Linked DNA regions of Mus musculus: region 2 is linked to region 1. Evidence: chromatin loops called from intact Hi-C (ENCODE). Cell type or tissue: left cerebral cortex. All regions are shown on one strand. Links, peaks and the distances in the headings refer to the core of each region. The heading gives the core; the rest is flanking DNA.

Region 1 (2,921 bases), core at 277-2,776:
ATTAAGTTCTAATCCCAGACAAATTTCAGCTTTTTCCATAGTTGGTACATTTATCTTAAAATAGGCTTTTTGTTGCTTTATTGTTGGCATTTTTAAGACAAGGTCCCACTTTGCAGTCCAGGCAGTCTTGGGACTCAGTGTGTACCTCAGCTGGACTAGAACCAATGAAGATCTTTTTGTCTCAGTCAAGTACTGTGATTACAGGCAAGAGTCAGTGCACCTAGCAGCATCCCACATTTTTTTACTGTTACTTATTTATCTTTTGTTTTTACAGTACTAGGGAGGGAAACCAGGCCTTGTATATGGTAAGCGATTGCATCACAAACCCTCTTTTGATCTTCTGTTTTGATCTGGGTCTCACTAGTTGTCCAGAATGACCTTGAGTTTTGGATTCTCTAGCCTCGGGTTCCCTAGTACTACGCTAGGACTGTAACTTTCATCTGAAATGCTTTTTCAAAAATAACTTAGATACTAGAAATATTCTTGGAGACTATATTTTTTGTAAACTTCTATATAAATACAAATAACTAATATGATTTCCTTATAACCTTAAAAGCTGGATAGGTACATTTTTTTTCTTAGGACAGTATTATGTTTTTTTTAAAACAGACTTGTCCAGCCTGCTTACTCATTTGCAGGCAAATTAATGGAGCTGAGTTGAATTCCAATAGTTTTTAGCCATTCTGTACTTCATATTAATTATTGGGTTTTTACATGGCAGTTAAATTACGTCATAACAGTCTGAAATTCTGTCATATTTAAAGTTGTTGATTACTTTAAAGATTTAGCACATATCAGGAAGTATTGCTGACAAACATCTTTGTGTAAGGCTAAAGTTTCAGAAGAAGAGTCACCTGACAGTTCTGTGTAGGCATTAAGTCCCCTCAAAAATATTCAAGGAGTGACTTAAGCCATAAAAATAGGACTAACTCACAGTGCAGATGAAACCTTTCAGTGATGGGCCATGAGTGATGATAGGATACAAGCAAGCAAAAAAGGGTAGAAGCAAACAAGTGTTAACGCTTGATTTAATTTAGGTTAGTAAGTTCCTGTATTCTTCATGTTTATATAACTTATTTATAACTAATTGTGTCTCCCTATATTTAATCTTAAAATCACTTTAATTACTTAGCTTACAGACTCAACTAAAGTAAGTGTTCAAAAGCCGTTAGAGTCTTTGTTTTGTGGTGCTCGCAACCCAGAGCCATGAGCGTGCGTGCTAGACAATGCTGCACTGAGTTGCATCGTCCCCACCCCCCACCTCCAGCTTCTCATTAATAGTGTTTTGTTCAGGGGTGTAAGTCAAACTTTCTAAACTGGTTTTCACTTTAAAGATAGCAATTATAAGTTTAACTAGCATTGTTCTCAGTGGTTTTTAAGCTGACTGAACCTGGTGTATCTAATGCCTCTTATAAAAGTAGCTGGATTCTTTGTAAATGCAGGTTTCTTCTACCCATGGCTCTAGACACATACCTGCATGTTTCTAAAGCTACAGCTTCTGCAATCTTAAAATGAACTTGCTGGTGTATACATGCCATGCTAGATGAGTGGGAATGCAGGTTTTTGTGAATCATTGTTACCCAATTTTGTTTTAATCACTGCCGTTTGTCAGCAGCCACTTAGTCACAGGCCTGTCTGTTCAAGAAAGTCATATGATTTTAGTAACTGGGTCGTGGGCAAATTTAGATAATGTAAAGCATTAATGTATGTAAAGCAGAGCAGCACCTAGTTTATGGTATGCAATCAGATTTTATCCATTAATAGTAACAGTGTAGCAACAGCAGGAATGGTAGTGTCATAAATTAAGCGGAACCCCCAAATATATCCAAATCCTGCTTTAGGAACCCGTCACCATGTTACTGGGCAAAGGAGCTTTACATAGGTGATTAAAGATTTTTTTTTCATTCTTTTTTTTTTTTTCTTTTTAAGTTAGGTATTTTCTTCATTCACATCTCCAGTGTTATCCCAAAAGGTCCCCCCACCCCTATGATTAAAGATCTTAAGGTATGGTAATGTCTTGTAACAATACTTGGGGCATGGTAATATCTAAATGAAAATCCTATGTAGCTCAAGACCCAGGAGGCTTCATCTGACAAAGGCCTCATATAATACTCACACAGTAGAAAAGCAGAAAGGCAAATGAACATGTTTTGCCTGTATACATGCACACCCCAAGCGTGCCTACTACCTGCAGAAGTCAGAAGAGCATCAGATCACTGGAACTAAAGTAAAAGATGATAGTTGTGAGCTATTCCCCTCCCTTCCCCCATTCGTGTCTCTCCCTCCTTTCTCTTCCTGTCCCCAACTTCCACTACCTAGTGCCTATGTCAACCAGTCCCTCTGCCCTAGATTGTTAAAGGGCTTGTTGTCAGGGGCCAGAAAAAAAGGCCTTCCCAGAAGCCTCAAGAACTCTGATCCAGAAGTTATTTCAGCCTTCAGTACTGACCCACGTTTTAACAGCTGGCTCCTCTGTGATCAGGTTCCATGGGCACAGATGACAGGCCTGATATCTGGAGGGTTCCTCCTGATTTCTCTCTGAGGGGTTTCTGCTGCAGGGGAGACTGAGGTAGCACTCCTGGGCTAGTGTTCAGAACCTTTCATCTGGACTCAGCTTCAGAATCAGTGGACTGAAGGCATTTGGTTTCAGAGGGAGCATGCAAAGCTCTGGTCCCAGGCTCATGACTGGCAGTTTCTGTTGTTCTGCACTCCGTGATCAGGTTGTGCTCGCTGACTCAGTTTCACATGCAGCAGCTCTCAGGGTGTTCCCTTGGCCTTTTCTAATGAGCAGTTCTGCTCCCAGCAGCCTCAGCCACTCTGCCAATTCCCCAAGCTCTGCCCCTGCATGAATTCCCACACCCACTTCAGAAGTAATGGAAATTTTGCCCCAAAGCAAATTAATTCCTCACATCTCCACGAAGATA
Region 2 (2,921 bases), core at 302-2,801, 100 kb after region 1:
TTCCCTGGATTCTGATTCTCCTCTAGCTATGTAATTAGAAGTGTCCGTGTGTCCGGTCTTGCCTTTCCTGGTCCCAAACACTTGGTCAAGAGTTTGACCAAGTTGGCTGAAGTTGAACCAGTTGTGTCACCCAACTCCTTGCCTTAGTGATGAGGTTAAAAGGCCAGCATGTGACTCAAAGTGTGTCAAGGAAAGTTACTAAGTTACCTAGGTTGGCCTTGAACTTGTGATCCTCCCAACTCAGCCTACTTGTCCTGCAACAACCCTTCTATCAGCTGTACAATCTTGTGGTTTGAACAAGTTTATTTCACATTTTAGTATTTCTAGTTTCCTTTCTCTTGTACTTACTGTTTCAATGAGGCTCATGTAGCCCAGGCTGGCTTCTAATTTGCTGTGATTTGGACTTCCGATCTTTCTGCCTGGACAGGGATGACTCAAATGACAGACTTGTTATACTATGCCAGCTTTATGTGCTGTTGACGATCACTCAATCCCAGGGCTTTTGAATGACAGACAGGAACTTAGCTACATGCCCAGACGGTAGTATTTCCAGCCCTAAAGCTTTATAACTAAGACTCTGATGGACACCGAATGACCCTTCCAATAACTTCTTGGAGCTTCTTTATCAGAACTGGGTGGCTGATCTCATAGAAGAGCCTTGTGGAATTGACCGGAACTGAATCCATCCCTGGACTTGGGAAGCCTAAGGGGTGCTTGGGAATAGATAGGTAGAGATGAGGGTAAAGAGGTCTAGGTTCTGGAACAAAAGGAAGATGGCAGATCAAATGTCTTACTTCCATAGTTTTTGAACACTTCAAAAATTTAAATCCCTTAAAAAGTAATAAATGTGTTAATTCTTTAGCAGCAATGTTAAGGAGTGCTAGCTAGTTGCTCTATATCCTGATGAATTGGGCTACTACAATTATTTTAATAACATCGGATTGATAAGCTGAAAATGATGCTTGGCAATTTTTACTAACAGTTTCCTAGCATGTATTTACGGTGATATAACTATTTTCCTTTATGGGACAGAATTCTATGTGGCTGAGGATGGCTTCGAACTAACTGTGGAGCTGAGTATGATGCTGAACTTCTGGTCTTCTTGCCTCCACTTCCCAAGTGCTGGGATTACAGGTATGAGCCAACACATTGCCATACGTGACATTGGACCTCAGGCATGCTAGGCAAGTACTCTTCCCTACTGAGCCACAACCCCAGCTGACAATTTTGTGAACGGCATTAAGTCTTTAGTAGAGATATACAACATTAGGAAAATGACTATACCTCGTTTCCTGTAAATTTAGTAGCTATCTAAAATCAAATGTACAGATACATACTTCATCATATAAGGGAAAACAGAATCACCTCTGCCAGGCACACATCAAAATAATGTGAATTAAGGTAACTGTGGACATCTCAGAAATGAAAGGGTTTTTTGTTTGTTTGTTTGTTTGTTTGTTTTAGACGGCGTCTTGCTGTGTAGTCCAGGGTGACTTACAGCTCAAGGTTACTCTGCCTCCTAGTCCCAAGGGTCAGAACTGCAGGGTGCATTACCACTGCCAATGATGAAAGGTTTTGTTTTTTGTTATTTTTCTATGTATAAGCAACTTCCTAATTTTTGGTTTAGGGTTTTTTTTTTAAATCCATGTTTGAATTATTGATATGTGTATGTGTCTCCCTGTGCATTCTATGTACACTCAAGCGAAGATGCCCTTGGAGTACAGAAGAGGTTATGAGAGCCTCTGGATTTGAAGTGATGAGTAATGTTAACCTGGCCTTAGTGGGTGGCAGGAACTGAAAGAGGGTCCTCTGCAGAAAGAGCTGTGTGTGCTCTTAACTTCTGAGTCATCTCTCCAGCCCCCAGTTTTCAGGTTTTTTTGAAATATCTAATATTTATGAGGTGTTTATTATAGGCCAGATTGGGATCCTTTGAGTTTAGTGGAAGGAATTTGAGTTACTGGGAAGATTAATTTTTAAGAAGTTATCACTGTCCTAGTTTTGAGTATCAAATTTACTATAGGTGTTAAATTGCCTTCATTAGAGCTTATACCTTCATATTTTAAAAATATATGGATGTAACAAATATTGAATTATATTGACACAATACATTTTTAAAAAATGAAACACTTACCATTAGTGAGGAGTCCAAAGAAGATACATTTATGGTCATAAAACATTTTGCTGTAGTGAGTATCTTTTAAAAAAATGATTATTCATTTTTATTTTATGGGCATTGGTGTCTTGCCTGTATGAACATCTATGTGAGAGTGTCAAATATCCTTGAGTTGGAGATACAGAAAGCTGTGAGCTGCCATGTAGGTGCTGGGAATTGAACCTAGGGTTCAACTGAACTGAACCTCTGGAAGAGCAGACAGGGCTCTTAACTGGTGGGCCATCTCTCCAGCTCCTGTAGCGGTGTCTTAATTTTCACATTTGAGAGTAGACAGTTATCATGCAAGCATCTAGCTTGTCTCATTAGAAATATGTTCAAAAATTAAAGTCTAAGACTCAAACAAATTCAAATTTGTTACACAGTTTGTTCCTGTACAAACAGCAAAGCCTTGGAAGTTCTTTCTAGAGAGATGCCACTCAAACTCCAGGACCTTTACTGCATCACATACTCAACTTTATATTGCATCTATGGGATGAATAAAAAAATACAGAGCTCAAGCCTAAAAATAGTATTTTGTGGTCTAACTCACTTCTAGACCACAGCTTTTGGGGGCTCAGTATGCAAAACAGCTTTATAAGGCAATCTGCAGCTTTAAGTGTGACAGCACAGTAGAGGCAAATGTGTTGGGGCGGGTAAAACAAAGCCAAGTGGTCTTTGCAGCTAACCTCTTTTGAAAACTAGAAGCTGTACGGGAAACGTCATGAAGAAACCACGTTTGAGACATGTGTCTCTAACCACAGTAGGCAAA

What was found. Hi-C counts contacts between places; a loop is a spot of excess contacts. Peaks named below come from ENCODE experiments on the same cell type or tissue, not always from the same donor. Only the 100,000 strongest peaks of a DNase experiment are listed, where the experiment ranks them.
Region 2: a loop joins it to region 1, with 2.3 times the contacts of the local background. A loop is called at or near these places in 2 of 42 quality-filtered maps.

What each region holds. Positions count from the first base shown.
Region 1 is chr3:65,556,098-65,559,018 of GRCm38, forward strand. No RefSeq gene overlaps it. Among named protein-coding and RNA genes, the nearest start is that of Gm34924, 23 kb to the right of the region's middle. In left cerebral cortex, for the core only: no CTCF peak of the experiment used is centred there; a DNase peak (open chromatin) is centred at 1,628.
Region 2 is chr3:65,660,394-65,663,314 of GRCm38, forward strand. It overlaps a transcript of Lekr1 not described here. Among named protein-coding and RNA genes, the nearest start is that of Mir8120, 2.6 kb to the left of the region's middle. In left cerebral cortex, for the core only: a CTCF peak has its summit at 1,526; no DNase peak of the experiment used is centred there.